Regions from separate parts of the Homo sapiens genome. Here region 1 is linked to region 2. Evidence: read pairs that join two places in POLR2A ChIA-PET (ENCODE). Cell type or tissue: A673. All regions are shown on one strand. Each heading gives the region's core, and the rest is flanking DNA. Links, peaks and the distances in the headings are about the cores only.

Region 1 (10,500 bases), core at 3,371-5,870, 220 kb before region 2:
CAGCATGTACACCTCTGGGTCTGGCTTCTTTCACAAAGCATGTTTTTGAGCCAGATCCATGCTGTCTAGAGCTCCTTTTTCCTGCTCAGAGCTCTCATTGGACTGGGACAGCACAGTTTGTTCATCCATTCACCTGATGAGCCCCCGGATTGTTTCCAGCCTTTGGCCGTCATGAATACGCTGCTACAAACACTCATGGAGAAGCCTCTGCGTTTTCATTCCTCTCAGATAAATATCTAGGCATGGAATTACTGTATCCTTGAGTAACTGTTGTTTAACTTTAAAACAAACTACTGTTCTCTAAACTAGTACTACTTTACATTCTCAACAGAGGATATGAAAGTTCTGCTTGTGCCACATCCTTGCCAACACCTGGAGCTATCAGTCTCTTAAATTTTAGCCATACGTAGAGGGTAAAGAGCGGTAGTTCATTATGGCTGGAAATTGCTTTTCTCTGATAATTAATAATATGAAGTATTTTATGTAGCTCCTGGCCACTGTTTTATCTTACCTTGTGAAGTATACTTTGAAATCTTTTGTGCATTTAAAAAATGGGGTTACTATTACTGAACTGTAAGAGTTCTTTACAATCCTTTGTCAGATTTATCTATTGTAAACATTTTATCCCATATTGTACATTTTCTTCATTCCTTTCTGAAAAAGCACATTTCAATTTTGATAAAGTCCAATTTAGCATTCATTTATTTTATGGTATGTGCTTTTTGTATCCTACTTAGAAAATCTTTTCACACCCAGAAGTCACATGAACGTTTTCCCCTATAATTTTTCCAGAAGCTTTATAGTTTTAACTCGTTTAGGACTTTGGTCCGTTTTGAGCTTTCTGGGCAGTGTATAAGGTATGGGTTAATGTTTGTTTTCTTCCACACAGATATTTAGTTGCTGCTGTACCATGTGTTGAAAAGATGTTCCTTTCCCCATTGAATTGCCTCAGGACCTTTGCTGCAAATCAATTGTCTATTTACGTGTGGATCTCTTTCTGGATTCCATCTTCTCATTTATGTACATGTCTATTATTTTGCCAGTATCACAGCCTTGCGGTGCTGTAGAAGTCAGTCCTCAATTTTTGCTGGCTTTGCCAGTTTTAAGTACTTTGCATTCCATACACATTCTAGAACCAGCTTTTCAATTTCTACAACAAAAATACGCAGAAATTTTGATTGAGAATGTATTGAATCTACAGATGAATTTGTAGAAAATTGATTATGTTTATGATACTGAGATTTCCAATCCACGAGCCTATTTATACTAATATTTTGTAGTTTTCAGTATGTAAGTTTTACATACATTTTGTTAAATTTATCCCTAGTACTTCATGTATTTGGATGATATGGCAAGTGGAATACTATACTTAAAATTTTTTTTCCAGTTATCTGTTATTTTGGTATTCTGACCAAAACATAAATGGTTTTCTTGATATACTGACCTTGTATTCTTACAGTAGTGAGATCCTACTGTATCTCGCTAAACTCACTTACCAGTCCTAGTAGCCTCTCTATTTTTATTTTTTAGAGACAGGGTCTCACTCTGTTGCCCAGGCTGGAGGGCAGTGGTGCTATCATAGCTCACTGCAGCCTTGAATTCCCAGGCTCAAGCAATTCTCCTGCCTCAGCCTCTAGAGCAGCTAGGACTACAGGTGTGCACCACTACAATAAGCTAATTTTTAAAACTTTTTTGCAGAGATGGGATCTCACTATGTTGCCCAGGCTGGTCTTGAATTCCTGGCCTCAAGCAATACTCTTGCCTTGGACTCCCAAAGCACTGGGATTACTGACGTGAGCCACTGCACCTGGTTCAGTATTTTGAAGCTCTGTTATCAGGGACATACACATTGAAGATTTTTATAGCTCTGTAAGATACTGACCCTTTTATCATTATAAAGTATCCTTAATCTCTAGCAATATTCCTCATCTTAAAATTTATTTCATTTGATGTTAATATCGCCACTTCAGCTTTCTTATGTGTATTCTTTTCATGGTATAATCTTTTTCCATCCTTTCACTTTTAACCTGTGTCTCTGTGTTTAAAGTGTGTCTCTTCTAAGCAGGTAAAATGTACAAATCTTACAACAGTAAATTTCCATTTGCCCTGCCCCATCTTAGTGCTACTGTTGTCATAATTACACCTATATACATATTATGTTTAAAAGGTTTTTTTTGTTTGTTTGTTTTGAGACAGTCTCGCTCTGTCACCCAGGCTGGAGTGCAGTGGCACCATCTCGGCTCACTGCAAGCTCCGTCTCCCGGGTTCACGCCATTCTCCTGCCTCAGCCCCCAGAGTAGCTGGGACTACAGGTGCCCACCACCATGCCGGGCAATTTTTTTGTATTTTTGGTAGAGACGGGGTTTCACCGTGTTAGCCAGGATGGTCTCGATCTCCCAATTTCGTGATCCGCCCACCTGAGCCTCCCAAAGTGCTGGGATTACAGGCGTGAGCCACCGCGCCTGGCCAGGTTTTTTATTTTTTAGGTAGAGAAAAGGTCTCACCATGTTGCCCAAGCTGGCCTCAAACTTCTGGGCTCAAGCAATCCTCCCACCTTGGCCTCCCAAAGGGCTGAGATTACAGGTGTGAGCCACTGTGACCAACCTATATGTACATTATAAACCCAGCACTAGAGTGTTATAAAATCTTTAAAATCTTGTTTCTTATGTCACCAGCAGGCACAGTGGCACATGCCTGTAGTCTCTGCTACTCAGGAGGCTGAAGCAGGATGATAGCTTGAGCCCAGGAGTTCAAGGCTATAGTGCACCATAATTGTCCTTGTGAATAGCCAACACACTCAAGCCTGGGCAACATAGTGAGACCCCCATCTCAAAAAAAAACACATATGTATCTTAAAGAAATTAGAGAAGGAAAAAAATCATAGTCTTTTATATTTACCTACATATTTACTATTTCCAATGCCCTTTATTTCTTCCTGTAGATGAGTTACCACCTGGTATCATTTCCCTTCATTCTGAAAACTTCTTTTAGTGGAAGTCTGCTGGTGATGAATTCTCTCAATTTTTGTTTTTCTGAAAATGTCTTTAGCCCTCATTTTTGAAAATGTGTTTCTCTGGATACTGGATTCTTGGTTGACAGGGTTTTTCTCTCAGTATTTGACTATACTGTTCCAGTGTCTTCTGGCCTCCTTCATTTCTGATGAAAAGTCAGTCACATTTGTAACACTGATCCCTTTTATGTAATGTGTCACTTTTCTCTACCTGCTTCCCCTCCCCATGCAAGTTCAGAGACGTAATGTGCTGATGTTGTAACAAGGTTCAGAGGGTGGCACACCTCACACACATGCATGAACACCCAATCGTCACACTCATGAGCTGCAAAAGGATCTCTATCTGCTTTTAAGATTTTCTTTTTATCTTTGGTTTCAGCAATTTGACTATGATATGCCTATGAGTGCTTTTCCTTTGTGCTCAGACTCCACTGAACTTCTTGAATCTATAGTGTTTTCTACCATATTTAAGAAGTTTGGGGATATTATTTCTTCAAATATTGTTTTTTGCCTATTTTTCTCTTCCCTTTCTAAGACTCCAAGTACACTTATGTTAGGCTACCTGATATCGTCCTACAAGTCTCTGAGGCTCTACTCACTTTTCTTCAATCTTTGCTCCTCTCTTCATTGGATGGGATAATTTCTATTGATCTATCTTCAACGGCACAGATTCTTTTCTCTGTCATTTCAAAACTGCTGTTGAGCACATCTAGTGAACTTTTTTTTTCTTTTGAGACATGTTGTCAGCCAGGCTGGAGTGCAGTGGCACGATCACAGCTCACTGCAGCCTCGATCTCTTGGGCTCAAACGATCCTCCCACCTCAGCCTCCCAAGTAGCTGGCACTACAGGCACATACCATCATGCCTGGCTCATTTTAAAATTGCTTTGTAGAGGTGGGGTCTCACTATGTTGCCCGGGCTGGTCTCAAACTCCTGAGCTCAAGTGATCCTGCTGCCTTGACCTCCCAAAGTTGTGGGATTATAGGTGTAAGCCACTGCACCCGGCCTCCAGTGAGTTTTTATTTCAGCTATTACTTATTTGAGCTCTACAACTTCCATTTTTTCACTTTCCATTTCTTTGTTACAATTTCTCTATCTGTTCACTTATTTTTCCTTTAATTCTTTGATCATAGCACAGTGGCTTTGCAGTCTGCCTGCAAAATCCAACACTGTACCCACTTAGATGCTCAGAGTCAGTCTCTACTGACTGCTTTTCTTCCTGAGTATGAGTTAGACTTTCCATTTTATTTACATGTCTAGTAATTGTAGATTGAAAACTTGGCATTGTAGATAAGATGTTATAGCAACTCTGGATTCTACTGTGTTCTTCTGAGAACTTTCTCTTTTTATATTCTAGTAGGCAGTTAACTTGCCTGGATTCAAACTGCGAACTGTCTCTCCTGTCGTATGAAGCAGCTGCTATCTCTGCTCAGCTCTTACAACGTCTAGCCTAGCTCCCTGGGGTCTCCCATGCTTCTGTGTAATCTGGCAGACAGCCAGGGATTTAGGCTGATCATACTCAGATTTAGGGGCTCACACTCTGTGACTTTTGTGTTCTTGTGATTTCCTCCTAAGTTTTCAGCTGCTTGGGCAATATTAGGGTCTTTCCTCTGAACCCCAAGCCAGTAAGGCTTCAGCTTTCCACTGCTTCGCTGCTCACAGTTTAGGGATATACTGTTTTAAAAAGCATGAACCTCACAGATCTCATCTAGTATAGGTCTGTCTTTTAAGGGTAGATTCCTCTCTAGCCTCTGCCTGCTTGCTTTGTTTCATTGGTTGGCTGGTTTTTATTTTTGTTTTTGTCTTGCTGGGCTCCCTGGGATTTCACTATACATTTAGAGTTTAATAGTCAACCAGGAATTTGGGCAGTTTTCACTCAGATGTGGGGCCTCCCCCTTTCTGTAGTCCTCTCTTGTTTCCAGGATTCCCCCCTGAACTTTCCAGCTTGTCTTCCATCCCTGACTTCTCTTCTTTGGCACCTCTCATCTGTAAGGCTGCAGCTTTCCACTATCATTTCTTTCTACTGAAACCACCATGGGTACTGATGCATAACCTCTGGCAAAAAAGTCACAAACTTGCAATTCTTGCTCCTTCTATTATAGTGTTTCAGGAGTCAATTCTCCTCAGGTTCTAGGGACAGCTTTTGGATGCTTTTAGTTGTTTCTTATATTTTACCCAGATCTTTCAATTGTTATCTGTAGGAGGGTTTATGCAACCACTTCAATCTCCCTTAATGGAAATTTCCTCTAATCCAACAGAAAGTAATTTACTTTTTGGATTTTTAAATATAACACCTTACTTTTAAAGGCATAGTGCTATAAACAAAACATTTAAAAGTAACACGTTTTCAAGTAATGAACAATAACACTTCAGTGGCAAAGTCCTAATTGTCTTTAGAAATTTATTAGATCAAATATTCCAAATGTTGCATGTGATAAAGTCATATAGCAAAGGTAGAAAGGCTTAAAATGTTTCTTTTTTTTTTCTATTTTAGTGAAAAGGAAACAACATAAAAGAAAAAGAATAGCTCAGTTAGATATAGGAATTCTGTTCCTAGAAATAGAATCTGTTTCCTGCCTAGAAGTCAGCAAAACCCAGTCTGTTCTACATTTAGTAACTGGAGAAGATGGGAAAAGCTAGAGCTCTTTGTTTCGGTTTTGTTTTGGTTTTGTTAGTCTCAATGGTTATTTTTGGGAGAAAGAGAAAGAACGTATGTCAGTGGATCAAATAACTGTATATAGATTACTGTATTGGATTCCAATTGCTGTAGAGAATAATTACTATTTTATATGTCTTTAATAAAGTATAAATATTCACAGATGGTCTGTTATGTGCAAAGCACTATATGATAGGAATAGAGAGAGGGGATGTGGGGGAGAAATTGAACAAATATGAATAAGATCAGTTTTGGCCGAGCGTGGTGGCTCAAGCCTGTAATCCCAGCACTTTGGGAGGCCGAGACGGGTGGATCGCCTGAGGTGGCAAGTTCGAGACCAGCCTGACTAACATGGAGAAACCCCATCTCTACTAAAAATACAAAATTAGCCAGGTGTGGTGGTGCATGCCTGTAATCCCAGCTACTCAGGAGGCTGAGGCAGGAGAATTGCTTGAACCTGGGAGGCAGAGGTTGCAGTGAGCCGAGATCATGCCACTGCACTCCAGTCTGGGCAACAAGAGCGAAACTCCGTCTCAAAAAAAAGATCAGTTTTGCCCCCCAAAGATCTTATAATGTACTGAACAGACATGTAAAACACACACACACACACACACACACACACGAACACAAGATGTGGAATGGATGTAGAAAGTGCTGTTTATAGACCGGGTACTTGATTTCATCTCACAATTTCAAATACAAAGTTAATGTTATGCTATGAGCTACTTTTTAAAATGTGTATGTTTATAAAATATTTGTTTTTAAAGTAATAGTTTGAAAAGTAGAAAAAGTAGAAACACACAGTAGGAAAAAAACCTCTTATTTTGGAAATATATAATAAAGTGGAACAATCCTATAAATCGCCAGAGAAGATCACTATTAAAAGGCTGAAGAAAAAAAAGTGCGTGTTGGCTGGGGATGGTGGCTCACACCTGTAATCCCAGCACTTTGGGAGGCCGAGGCAGGCGCATCACCTGAGGTCAGGGGTTCGAGACCAGCCTGACCAACGTGGTGAAAACCTGTCTCTACTAAAAATACAAAAATTAGTCATGTGTGGTGGCGCACGCCTGTAATCCCAGCTACTCGGGAGGCTGAGGCAGACTTGCTTGAATCCAGGAGGCAGAGGTTGCAATGAGCCAAGATCACACCATTACACTCCAGAATGGGTGACAGAGGGAGACTCTATCTCAAAAAAAAAAAAAAAAAAAAAAGTGCGTGTGCATGTGCACATGCTCACACATACCTTTGAGCATATACTTCTGTGCTGCTCAATCTCTTTTCGACCAAATGCATCACATTTAGCAGCTGTTAAGTGGACACCTTTCCATGTTAAAACATATATAGTGACTTCATTCTTTTTTGTTTTGTTTTGTTTTGAGATGGAGCCTCACTCTGTCACCTGGGCTGAAGTGCAGTGGTGCAATCTCGGCTCACTGCAACCTCCACCTCCCTGGTTCAAGCAATTCTCACACCTCAGCCTCCCAAGTAGCTGGGATAACAGATGCACGCCAACATGCCCAGCTAATTTTTGTATTTTTAGTAGAGAAGGGGTTTCACCATGTTGGCCAGGCTGGTCTTGAACTCCTGACCTCAAGTGATCCGCCCTCCTTGGCCTCCCAAAGTGCTGAGATTACAGGCGTGAGCCACCGCACCCGGCCTGACTTCATTCCTTTTAATGGTTATAATAGTTAGTCAAAATAAATATACTACTTACTTAATCAGTCCCTTTCTGATGGGCATTTGACTTTTTTATAGTTCTTAGTTATTACAAAGTTATTGTAGTGTTTCTATGATATGTGTTCTTAAAACTGAAAGTGCTAAGTCAAAAGGACTAAACATTTAAATTTTTAATGGCAGGCCAGGCATGGTGCTCACACCTGTAATGCCAGCACTCTGGGAGGCCGAGGCAAGAGGATCATTTGAGGCCTGGAGTGTGAGTACAGCCTCACGAGACACCCATCTCTATAAAAAATACAAAAATTAGCCAGGCATGCTGGTGTGTGCCTGTAGTCCCAGCTACCTGGGAAGCTAAGCTGAGAGGATCACTTGAGCCCAGGAGGTCAAGGCTGCAGTAAGCTGTGATCACACCACTGCACTCTAGCCTGGGCAATAGAGTGAGACTCTGTCTCAAAAAATAATAATAATAATTAATTTTTAAAAAGTACATTTTTAATGGCTACTGCCCAACTAGCTTTCAAAAGGATTATGCCAATTACACTCAACAAACTACAAGAGAGTCTCAGGTATTTTTTTTTCCTTATGTCTTTTGTTATTATGGCCGTATATTTCATTTCTAAATTTTAAAAATTTATTTTTAATTTTTGTGGGTATATAGAAGGTGTATATATTTATAGGTTATTTGAGATGCTTTGATATAGGCATGCAATACCTAATAATCACATCAGGGTAAATGGGGTATCCATCATCTTAAGCATTTATCATTTGTGTCACAGACAATAATTAGTTATTTTTATATCACAATTATTTCTGATTACAGTCACACTGTTGTGCTAGCAAATACTAGCTCTTATTCATTCTTTCTTTTTGTACCAATTAACTAACCCACTTCCCTCCCACTACCCCCTAACCTTCCCAGCCTCCAGGAATCACCCCTTTACTCTCTATTCTACATGTTTTAACTCCATAATACATTGTTATTATTTTTGCTTTTTACTGTCAATTACCATTTAGAAAAATTACAACATTAGAAAATTTCTTATGTTTACCTACATACTTACTATTTTTAGCATTCTTTATTCCTTTAAATTGACTCAAGTTTCCATTGTTATCATTTTCCTCTTACCAGGAGAATGTTCTTTACTACTTTAAGCCTCAGCTATTTTTATATATTATCTTACATTTACCCAAATATTTGGCAATTTTGGTGTTCTTCCTTTAGTCTTGTGGATCTAAATTACTGTCCATTGGTAGAATTTTCCTCTCAGTCAAAAAAACTTCTTTCAGGTAGATCTCGTAGCAAGCAATTCCTAGTCTTTGTTTATCTAGGAATGTCTTTATTTTGCCTTCATTTTTGAAGAATACTTTTGCTAGATATAAAAATTTTGTTTTGTTTCGTTTTTTCTTTCAGTACTTTGAATATGTCATTCCATTGCCTTCTACCCTACACTGTTTCTGCTGAGAAGTCAGCAAACATTCATACTGTTACAATAAAAAACTTGAGGAGTTATCTTTTTCTTGCTGCTTTCAAGACATTCTTATTCTTTTTGTCTTTGTCTGTTTTTAGACAGTGTCTTACTTGGTCGCCCAAGCTGGAGTGCAGTGGCAGGCATGATGTCGGCTCACTGCAAGCTCCACTTTCCAGGTTCAAGCGATTCTCCTGCCTCAGCCTCCTGAGTAGCTGGGATTACAGGCATGTGCCATCATGCCTAGCTAATTTTTGTATTTTTTAGTAGAGACGGGGGTTTCACCATGTTGGCCAGGCTGGTCTCGAACTCCTGACCTCAAGTGATCTGCCCACCTCAGCCTCCCAAAGTGCTGGGGTGCTGGGGTTACAGGCGTGAGCCACTACACCCAGCCTCTTTTTGTCTTTGCCTGTCAATTATTTGACCAGGATATGCCTAGGTGTGGATCCCTTAATATTTATCCGATTTGAAGTTTTCATAGATTCATGATTTTCATCAAATGTAGGAAGTTTCTGGCTGTTACTTCATACATTTTTTTTCTGCCCTTTCTTCTCCTTTCCTTGTAGGAGTCTGTGACATGTGTGTTGGTATGCCTGATGTTGTCCCACAGATCTCTGAGGCTCTGTTCATTTTTTTCTCTCAGGTTCTTCAGATTGGCAGTTTCTATTGATCTATCTTTAAGTTCACTGATTCTTTCTTCTGTGTCTCAAATCTGCTGTTGAATTCCTGTAGTGAATTTTTAATTTTAGTTACTGTATTTTTCATCTCCAGAATTTGCATTTGGTTCTTTTTTACAGTTTCTGTTTTATTGAGATTTATTGAGTCACTGTCATCATACATTTCTTTAAATATTTAAACATGACATGCATAGTTTCCTGTATTTCCTGAACACATGTATAATAGCTGTGTTGAAGTCTTTGTTTACTAAACCTAACATCTAGGCTCTCTCAGAGACAGTTTCTATTGACTGATTATCTTCCCTGAATATGAACCACCCTTTCCTGTTTTTTTTGTCCCATTAGTGTTTGTTTTTCTGTTTGTTTTCTGTAGCCATTCCTTACAGACATAACCATAATAAATTACAGACATAATCATAATTTTAAAAAACTAGATGTTTTAGATAATATATTGTAGCAACTCTCAACTGTAATTTTTCACGTGTGTTATTTCTTTAGTAATTTGCCCTGACTAAATCTACAAAATCTGTCTCCCCTGTGATGTGTGGCTATTTGATGTCTCTACTCAGTTTCTTTTCTTCTTTTTTCCAGTTTTTCTTTTCAAATTCTTGTTTTTATTTTTAAGCCTGACTTGCTGACACACAGCTTAGTGATCAGGCAATGATTGGTTACAGGTTGTGTTTGCATCTCTTGAGCCTACTAGGCTTCCAACCTCTGCCCATGGGTCTGTGCAGGGTTAGGGAGCAAAAGTTCAAGCAGTTTTCAGGTCTATCCCACTTTTCCTTTCGGATCAGCCCTGTCACATTTCCTTCATACGTTCATGCAGATTCCCAGCCAACCAGGGACAAATGGGTACCATGGGATCTCTCTAGTTTTACCTGCATGTGTGCAGAGGCTTCTAAGTCAGCCAGAAATGTGTGGACAGCCCTTCAGACCCCTCTGTAACTGTCTCATTTCCAGGATCTCTGTTAATTAAGTTTTGGGCTAGTTTGCCAGTCTGTTGCTTGACCCACT
Region 2 (10,500 bases), core at 4,657-7,156:
CAGGCTGGTCTTGAACCCCTGGGCTCAAGAGATCTTCCTGCTTCAGACTCCCAAAGTGCTGGGATTACAGGCATGACAGGCTCATTTTAAATAAAATCTATCAGACAATGAACCCCACTTTTATCTGTAGTCCAGACATCTCCCTCAAGCTCAGAAGGTGAGTCCTGCCTCCCAAACTCGAATGACCCAGTCCACTGCTCCATCTAGGTGTCTAACAGGCATCTCACATTCAACAACTCTGAAACTGACTCCCTGACCCTCCCCACAGCCCTCTCCATCTTGGCCTAGTGACTATGCTATCCTTCTAGTTTCTCGAACCAAAAGCCTAGGCTTTTCTCTCTCTGAAATGCTATGTCCTATCCAACAGTTGTTCCTGATTTCAAAGTGCATTCAGAATCTGAACGCTTACCACCAGCTATTTGGAGCATTCTCAACATCCGTTGTCTTCTACATAGACTTTCTGCTTCTTCATGGTCAATTCCCAACCCAGCAGCCTGGGCCATTTTTTTTTTTTTTGAGATGGAGTCTCTTGTTCTGTCGTCCAGGCTGGAGTGCAGTGGCGCAATCTCGGCTCACTGCAAGCTCCGCCTCCTGGGTTGACGCCATTCTCCTGCCTCAGCCTCCCGAGTAGCTGGGACTACAGGCGCCCGCCACCATGCCCGGCTAATTTTTTGTATTTTTAGTAGAGGCGGGGTTTCACTGTGTTAGCCAGGATGGTCTCGATCTCCTGACCTCATGATCCACCCGCCTCTGCCTCCCAAAGTGCTGGGATTACAGGCGTAAGCCACCGAGCCCGGCCAGCTTGGGCCATTTTTTAAAGACTTCTGCTTAAAACCTGCAATGGGAGCCTGGAGTAGTGGCTCACGCCTGTAATCCCAGCACTTTGAGAGTCTGAGGCAGGAGGATGGCTTGAGCACCGGAGTTTGAGACCAGCCCAAGCAACATGGATAAACCCTGTCTCTACTTAAAATACAAAAAAATTAGCCGGGCATGGAGGTGCATGCCTGTAGTCCCAGCTACTCGGGAGGCTGAGATGGGAGAATTGCTTGAACCCAGGGGGTGGAGGCTGCAGTGAGCCAAGATCACACCACTGCACTCCAGCCTGGGCAACAGAATGAGACTGTCTCAAAAAATAAAATAAAATAAAATAAAATAAAATGAAATACAATACAATAAAATAATAAATACATGTACAGATAGAAAACATCTTTATTGGTTCTTCAGATAATAGAAGTAATATATGCACACTGTCAAAAATTTAAATATGACCAGGTGCAGTGGCTCACAGCTGTAATCCCAGCACTTTGGGAGGCTGAGGCAGGTGGATCACCTGAGGTCAGGAGTTCGAGACCAGCCTGGTCAACATGATGAAACCCCGTCTCAGCTAAAAATACAAAAAAATTACCAGGGTGTGGTGGCAGGCGCCTGTAATCCCAGCTACTTTGGGAGGCTCAGGCAGGAGAATCGCTTGAATCAGGGAGGCAGAGGTTGCAGTGAGCCGAGATCGTACCACTGCACTCCAGCCTGGGCAACAAGAGTAAAACTCTGTCTAAAAAAAAATTAAATCTGTGCAGTAGAACTGCTGTTAACTTTTGGGTGTGTATTTGGCCCGTGTTTTTCCCCTGTGAGCACAAACAAATGTGGAACTGACACCCTGAGCAAGGCGGGGTGCAGCATTCGGACAGAGACAGCTGCATCCTTTTCCACCCACCCACTCCCCCTTGGGCCAAGCCGTTCCCAGGCCTGGATAAGACGTGAGCAGGCACTATGACTTCTCAAGTCACCTCAGGTAGTGAAAAGTCCTCTGATCACTAAGAACAGCCTCAGAAATTGAAATTGAAATGTCTAGTCTGGGCCGGGCGCGGTGGCTCACGCCTGTAATCCCAGCACTTTGGGAGGCTGAGGTGGGTGGATCACTTGAGGTCAGGAGTGTCCTGTCCTCACTGCAAGGGGGCCTGGCACCTGATTAGCAATGCAGGGCCCTGGGGCTATTGCTTTGTCCTTGGCCTCCGATGCAAAACCAAGACCTGAGCCAGTGTACCATTTGAATATCTTGTGATTTTAGAGATAGACGTGTGTGTGTGTGTGTGTGTGTGTGTGTGTGTGTGTGTGTATACAAACCTACATATACATATTTTTCAACAAAAATGAGATCATCCTGGTTTTGCCTACTAGAATGTTATATTCTTTCCATGTCAGGACATACAGAGCCACCCAGTCTTTACCATCATCACTGTTTGGCTGTCTGACCCACCTAATGTACATCACCTGTGTCCTTTTGTCAAACACCGGGACTGCTTCCGCTTGCGTCCTCACTCCAGACACTGCAGCTGCGGACATCCCTGGAAATGTGTCTTGAGATTTCTGCAAGGTAATGTTCTATAAGCAAACTAGCTAGCTCTAAGCCATTTAGATCTTGATGGTGCCTAATTATTCCCCCTAAAGGCTCAATCATTATAGATTTCCATCAACAGTATTTATACCCTCACCAGCAATTATAATTTTCACTTTGCTAATCTGATAGATGAAAAGCTATTATTGCATTGTTGCAATAACTTGTATTCTCTTCTCTTTCATGAAAGGGCCAGATATGCAAGGCAGCTCCCGAATGCTGAAGGAGCAGAGAAACCAAAGAACAAGGCAGACAAATCCAGTTTGCTGGTACAGGGTGATTTATTTGGGTGACCTTACAGACAAGCTTGGTCTTGGGCAGCCACGAGACAAACAGATCTCCGTGCCTGTCATCCTAGAGCCAAGGCTTATGTACCATAGGGAAAGGGTATGAGTGTTCTGTGCAAGACAATTAAAGGCAGCCCTCCAGAACAGGCAAGAATCTGCATACGTTATAGCCTATAATTGGTGTGATAACATCAAGGTGGACATAGTCTTATGCTAAGGGCAGTAAATAGAGTAGGAATCAGGAGGTATTCACGGGACTGCAGCTATTCAGAAGTCAGCATGGCGGATTCACGTCTAAGATGGGGTCATTTTTGTCTCCACACCTTCATTATTTGTGAGGTTCAAGTATTTTCCTATCTCCATGGACCATTTGTGCTACCTCTGTGAATTCCTGTCCATGTCCTTTGCACATTTCTCTTCTGCATTAGTCCTGGGGAGCAGATAGCTGAGTTTATTGTATTCCTTATTTCACAGCATACAAAAAGCATCAATGGATGCAATGCGACTCTTGTTTTGCCTTTGTATTTTCTTCTTCATCTTTGATCCCCGCTCCATCCTATTTAAATGTGAATAGGCTGGGCGTGGTGACTCATGCCTGTAATCCCAGCACTTTGGGTGGCCGAGGCAGGTGGATCACTTGAGGTCAGGTGTTCGAAACCAGCCTGGCCAACATGGTGAAACCCCATCTCTACTAAAAATACAAAAATTAGCCAGGCGTGGTGGCACGTGCCTGTAATCCCAGCTACTCAGGAGGTTGAGGCAGGAGAATTGCTTGAACATGGGAGGCAGATGTTGCAGTGAGCTGAGAACATGCCACTGCATTGTAGCCTGGGCAACAGAGCAAGACTCTGAAAAAAATAAATAAATAAAGAGAGAAAGAAAGAAAGAGAGAGAGAAAGAAAGAAAGAAAGAAAAAGAAAGAAAGAAAGATGTTAACGGATCATTGTGAAGCTTTTATCATTTTTGTGTGTATGTATTTTTTGTTTATGTAAGTGGTATTGTGGTCCGGGTGCAGTGGCTCACGCCTGTAATCCCAGCACTTTGGGAGGTCAAGGTAGGTGGATTGCTGGAGTTCAGGAGTTGGAGACCAGCCTGAGAAACATGGTGAAACCCCAGCTCCACAAAAATATACAAAGAAATTAGCTGGGCATGGTGGCGTGTCCCTGTAGTTCCAGCTACTCGGGAGGCTGAGGCGGGAGGATCACCTGCGCCCAGGAGGTTGAGGCTGCAATGAGCTATGATCACACCACTGCACTCCAGTCTGGGTGACAGAGTGAAACCCTGTCTCAAGAAAAACATAAAAAATAAAACTAAGTATAAAAATAAATAAATGGTATTGTATGTATTTAATTTGCATAAGCAGTATTGATCTCATTTTTGTTCCTTACTCGTTTCCTTCAAAACTGTGCTTTAGGGTTTTTAAAATTTATTTTATTTTCTAGAGATAAGGCCTCACTCTGTCACCCAGGCTGGAGTGCAGTGGTGTGATTATAGCTCACTGCAGCCTCGAACTCCTGGGCTCAGGTGATCCTCTACCACAACCACAACGTCCTGAGTAGCTTGGACTACAGGCATGTGCCACCATGCCTGGCTACTTTAAAAAAAAATTAGTTTTGGAGAGACAGAGGTCTCACTATGCTGCCTAGGCTAATCTTGAACTCCTGGCCTCAAGGACTCCTCCCGCTTAAGCCTACTCAAAATGCTAGAATCAGGCTGGGCAAGGTGGCTTATGCATGTAATCCCAGCACTTTGGGAGGCCGAGGCAGGTGGATTACTTGAGGTCAGGAGTTCAAGACAAGCCTGGCCATCACTGTGAAATCCCGTCTCTACTAAAAATACAAAAATTAGTCGGGCATGGTGGCACACACCTGTAGTCCCAGCTAACTCAGGAGGCTGAAGCAGGAGAATCACTTGAACCCAGGCAGAGGTTGCAGCTAGCTGAGATCACACTACTGCACTCCAGCCTGGGTGACAGAACAAGACTCCATCTCAGAAATAAATAAATAAATAAATAAAAGCTGGAATTAGGCTGGGCGCGGTGGCTCACGCCTGTAATCCCAGCACTTTGGGAGGCCGAAGAGGGAGGATCACGAGGTCAGGAGATTGAGACCATCTTAGCTAACATGGTGAAACCCCGTCTCTACTAAAAATACAAAAAATTAGCCGGGCATGGTGGCGGGCGCCTGTAGTCCCAGCTACTCGGGAGGCTCAGGCCAGAGAATGGCGTGAACCCGGGAGGCAGAGCTTGTAGTGAGCCAAGATCATGCCACTGCACTCCAGCCTGGGCAACAGAGCGAGACTCCTTCTCAAAAAAAAAAAAAAAAAGCTGGAATTATAGGCATGAATCACCATGCCCCATCGTTTTGTTTTTAGAGACAAGGTCTCATATTGCCCAGGCTGGCCTCAAACTCCTGGGGTCAAGAGATCCTCCCGCCTCAGCATCCCAAGTATCTGGGATTATGGGCACATGCCACCCTCCGCTGCTAACACTGTGGTTTTTGTTTTTGTTTTTTGTTTTTTGATTTTTTTTTTTTTTGAGACAGAGTCTCGCTTTGTTGCCCAGGCTGGAGTGCAGTGGTGCAATCTTAGCTCGCTGCAACCTCCACCTCCCGGGCTCAAGCAATTCTCCTGCCTCAGCCTCCCAAGTAGCTGGGATTACAGACTTGCGTTACCATACCCAGCTAATTTTTGTATTTATTTTTTAGTAGAGACCAGGTTTCACCATGTTGGCCAGGCTGGTCTTGAACTGCTGACCTCAGGTGATCCGCCCGTCTCGGCCTCCCAAAGTGCTGGGAATACAGGCGTGAGCCACTGTGCCTGGCCCGCACTGTGTTTTAAAAGCCTTGTAGATCCTGACTGTTGCATAGTGTTCCGTAGTTTCCCTTTGTATGCTTTACTTAATTCATCCTTCTGACAATGGATGCCAGACTGGCTCCCAAGTCCTGTTCTCACAAAGAACACCGTGGTCAACACCGCTGCACATGCCTCTTTGTACACCTGAATGAGAATCTCTCTGGCCTACTTATCCAAGGCTGAGAGTGTAAGGTCTTGGCATAAACATACACCTAATTTCAGATTGCTTGAGAGAAGGGCTGTCAGTTTATGTGCCTACAGAAGACCAAGGATTTCTGTCTGCCCACATTCTCACCAAACATTGACATTATTCACCTTATGAATTTTGACTAACCCTGGGGTCATAAAATGAGGTCTGGTACTTTTTTTTTTTTTTCGAGACGGATTCTCGCTCTCTCGCTCTGTTACCCAGACTGGAGTGCAGTTGTGCAATCTCAGCTCACTGCAACCTCCACCACCCACGTTCAAAACAATTATCCTGCCTCAGCCTCCCGAGTAGCTGGGATTACAGGTATGTGCCACCACGACTGGCTAATTTTTGTAAAGATGGGGTTTCACCATGTTGGCCAGGCTGCCCTCGAACTCCTGACCTCAAGTGATTCACCCACCTTGGCCTCCCAAAGTGCTGGGATTACAGGTGTGAGCCACCGTGCCTGGCCAGAAATCCTTAATCTTTTTTTAAGTCTGGTAAAAAAAAAATCTTTAATTTTGATGGAGTTAGACTCATAAATGTTTTTGAATAGAGCTTTGTATTTTGAGAGTCTTTCTTTTCCTATCCCTAGGTGGGGTATTTTCCTATATTCTATTCTATTAGTTTACGCTTAACATCTGTGTCCATAACGAAATGCTCTGTGTACAGACTTTTCTGATACTGTCTTTATCTGGCTTGCGGGGGTCATACAAGAAATTGGGCAGCCTTCTCTCTTTCTGGCTTCTGTAACAACTGGTGTGAGATAAGGACCATCTGTTCCTCCAAAGGCTGGTAGAACTGCCCTATAAAAACATTTCTATTGGGTTTTTTCACATTGGAGTCTCAGATTACAAGTTTCTTTTTCTTTTAGTTTTTTTTTTTTTTTTTTTTTTGAGATGGAGTCTTGCTCTGTCGCCCAGGCTGGAGTGCAGTAGAGTGATCTCGGCTCACTGCAACCTCCACCTCCCAGGTTCAAGTGATTCTCGTGCCTCAGCCTCCCAAGTAGCTGGGATTACAGGCATGTGCCACCACATCCGGGTAATTTTTGTATTTTTAGTAGAGACAGAGTTTCACCATGTTGGCCAGGCTGGTCTCGAACTCCCAACCTCAGGTGATCTGCCTGCCTTAGCCTCCCAAAGTACTAAGATTATAGGCGTGAGCCACTGTGCCCGGCCTATTGTAGTGTTGTTGTTGTTGTTGTTTTCCCAAGAGACAGGGTCTCGCTATGTTTCCCAGGCTGATTTTATATTCCTCGCCTCAAATGATCCTTCTGCCTTAGCCTCCCAAAGTGCTGAGGTTAGGACGGGTGCAGTGGCTCACACCTGTAATCCCAGCACTTCGGAAGGCTTAGCCAGGTGGATCACCTGAGGTCAGGAGTTCGAGACCAGCCTGGCCAACGTGGTGAAACTCTGTCTCTACTAAAAATACAAAAAAATTAGCTGGGCGTGGTGGCTGGCGCCTTTAATCCCAGCTACTCGGAAGGCTGAGGCAGGAGAATCGCTTGAAAATGGGAGGCAGGGGTTGCAGTGAGCCGAGATTGCGCCACCACACTCCAGCCTGGGCAATAAGAGTGAGACTCCATCTCAAAAACAAAATAAAACAAAGTGCTGAGGTCACAGGCATGAGCTACTCAATTTTCTTTCCTGGTTATGGGTCTACTGAAGTTTTGATATTTTTGTGCCAATTTTGACATTTCACATTCTTCCAGAAAGGTATTTACTTTGCTTAAGTTTCTATATTTACCAACATACAATTATTTGTAATGTTTTTTGGTATTTTGATATTTTATGTTATTTGGAAATGGGGTTTTGCTATGTTGCTCAGACTGGACTCAAATTCCTGGGCTAGAACGATCCTATTGAGTAGCTGGGACTACAGGTGTGTGCCACTGTGCCCAGGTTGGTATTTTGATATTTTAAACCTCCATGGGGGGCTGGGCACGGTGGCTCACACCTGTAATCCTAGCACTTTAGGATGCCGAGTTGGGCAGATCGCTTGAGGTCAGAGGTTTGAGATCAGCCTGGCCAACATGGTGAAACCCCGTCTCTACTAAAAAAATACAAAACAATTAGCCAAGTATGGTGGCACACACCTGTAGTCCCAGCTACTCGGAAGGCTGAGGCTCAAGAATCACTTGAACCCGGGAGGCAGAGGTTGCAGCAAGCTGAGATCGCGTCATTGTATTCCAGCCTGGGCGACAGAGTGAGACTCCGCCTCAAAAAAATAAATAAATAAACCTCCATGGGGGGGTGCTCAAGAGTCAGATCACGTGGGGCCTGGGAGCCAGGGAAAGGATTCTGGGTTTGTCCTAAGGATGAACAGCGTGCAAGAATATTTGACTGAGGCTCTAGAATGGAATGGATATGAAATGCCAAAGTGAAGTGCTTGCTCCTGGCCAAACTGCAAAATTTTAAAGAAAGCAGAAACCCATGTTGCCACTGTCGAAGCCCCTCATCCACCGCAAGAGTATAAAGGGATCGAGGGTGGATTTGAAAGGGGCAGTTTGCGGTGATTTGATTTGGAAAGAGCTGCTATGGCAGTGAGTCTGCAGGGGGTGGAGCTGGGGAGCTGCCTTCTAACCTCAAATCTGGTGAGAAGTGCTTCAAGGAAGCCCCCCAGAGCGCTTGAGGTGGGCTTCCTGCAGTCATGGCACCCCCGTGGGTCATTGGTAGGAAAGGCCTCCAGAAAGGAGGTGACCTGCAGTGGGCACTGGACCGCAGGAATGGAAAAAGGGGTCTGGCCCCACGGGCTTGTTTTCTCTGGCACAGGGTATGCAACAGAGTGGGGTAGTGCATGCCACTTGAAAGAAAACCAGAGCCAGTCAACAGAGAGGGGCTGCCCCTTTGCCAGGAGTTTCAGTCAAGGGGGTAGTACATAAGGGAGCCCATAAAACCCCTGAGGGCAGGAGCCAGCTTTAGACAGCTGCCACCCAAGGAGTGAGATGCCATCTTACACCAGTGTCAATCCAGGATGCACTCTCTGCACCCACTGCCCTCCCTCCCTGTTCTCCAAAGGCAGCGTCTTCTCAAGCCTGGGAATGGGGCCAGGGAGAGGCGCAGACCCGACTTCCCTGACTCCTTATCAGTGGGGGCTGCAATGGCCAGAAGTGGAAAAAGCTGTGTTCGTTTTTTTTGTTTGTTTGTTTGTTTGTTTGTTTGTTTTGAGACAAGCTCTCGCTCTGTTGCCCAGGCTTGAGTGCAGTGGTGCTATCTTGGGTCCCTGCAGCCTCAAACTCAAGCGATCCCTGCAGCCTCAGCCTCACGACCAGCTGGGACTACAGGTGCGTACTACCACGCCCAGCCCAAGAATACTTCATTCTAAATCAAGTTCTGGGATTTGGCCACTACACAAAACTGGGCACTTTAATAGAGATTTGTTTAGTAACTTTAGGTGATCACAGGACGATGAGGAAATGGCAGCATAAGATGTAATGGCTGCACTCCCTCTGGCTGTGAGTAGAAATTAGACTGGAGGGCCTGGGGTGGAAACAGTGGCCTGTCATCCAGGAAGTGGGAGGGGAGGGGAAGGGAGGGGAAGGGAGGGCAGGGGAGAGGTCTGAGCCTGGGCCCACCACCATTCAGAGGTCAAGAGAGGTCAGGGAGATGTGGCCATGGAGACAAGACCACAGCCCACGGTGGGGAAGAAGATTGCCAAGAGAGGCCGGGCGCGGTGGCTCACGCCTGTAATCCCAGCACTTTAGGAGGATGAGGCGGCGGATCACAAGGTCAGAAGATCGAGACCATCCTGGCTCATACGGTGAAACCCCGTCTCTAGTAAAAATAAAAAAAATTAGCCATGCGTGGTGGCGGGCGCCTGTAGTCCCAGCTACTCGGGAGGCTGAGGCAGGAGAATGGTGTGGACCCGGGAGGCGGAGCTTGTAGTGAGCCGAGATGGCGCCACTGCACTCCAGCCTGGGTGAGAGTGCGAGACTCCGTCTCAAAAAAAAAAAAAGATTGCCAAGAGAGTGAGGGCCCCCATCCAAGTGAAGAAAGTGTTTCAAAGAGGAGGCAAGCGACCAACTATGACAAGAGCCACTGAGAGGTCAAGGCGAGCCCAAATGAGAACAACTGAATCGCCTGGACCCATTCTCCAAGGACTCATTGTGGGAGGCTTATTACAGGCTTTGGCTGTGCGAATGCGGCTGAGATTGGCCTTCACCACATCACACCGCAGGCCCCATCTGAAACTGTTCTTTTGCAGCTAAAGTCTAGGAAAAAATTTCTTTCCACTGAAGAAGTTTTCTCCGGAAAAAAAAAAAAAAGTTTTTTGCTTTGGCTGCCAGAAAGCTCAGAACTAAATTTGATATTGAATTAATAAAGCACTTTTACAGGCCTTTATGGGTTGCATATTTATATATGTATGCTATTGTTTCTGATCTTTATTTTCTCTTTTAATTATATTTTATTATTTTATTTAAAAAATTTTTTAATAATTTTTTTAGAGACAGGGTCTCACTATGTTGCCTAGGCTGGTATCAAACTCCTGGCCTCAAGTGATCCTCCTGCCTTGGCCTCCCAAAGTGCTGGGATTATGGTGTGAGCCATCCCATGTGGCCTAAATTTTTTTTTTTTTTTTTTTTTTCAGATAGAGTTTCGCTTTGTCACCAGGCTGGAGTGCAGTGGCACGATCTTGGCTCACTACAACCTCCATCTCCCGAGTTCAAGAGATTCTGCTGCCTCAGCCTCCCGAGTACCTGGGGCTGCAGGCGTGCACCACCACACCCAGCTAATTTTTGTATTTTTAGTAGAGACAGGGTTTCACCATGTTGGTCAGGATGG

Evidence for each region. ChIA-PET counts read pairs that join two places held together with the same protein. Peaks named below come from ENCODE experiments on the same cell type or tissue, not always from the same donor. Only the 100,000 strongest peaks of a DNase experiment are listed, where the experiment ranks them.
Region 1: POLR2A ChIA-PET joins it to region 2 with 5 read pairs; 1 of 35 experiments calls an interaction of 5 or more read pairs at or near these places.

What each region holds. Positions count from the first base shown.
Region 1 is chr11:66,145,468-66,155,967 of GRCh38, reverse strand. The region is part of intron 1 of PACS1 (phosphofurin acidic cluster sorting protein 1); the gene reads right to left. LOC124902833 (small nucleolar RNA U13) reads right to left here and starts at 3,347; the gene lies at 3,243-3,347. In A673, for the core only: no CTCF peak of the experiment used is centred there; a DNase peak (open chromatin) is centred at 4,487.
Region 2 is chr11:65,930,179-65,940,678 of GRCh38, reverse strand. It overlaps LOC105369350 (a long non-coding RNA gene), which reads left to right. Exons shown (of 3, transcript XR_950212.3): 2 at 2,200-2,371; 3 at 2,583-2,887. Among named protein-coding and RNA genes, the nearest start is that of TSGA10IP, 10 kb to the left of the region's middle. RefSeq lists an enhancer at 2,918-3,442. In A673, for the core only: no CTCF peak of the experiment used is centred there; no DNase peak of the experiment used is centred there.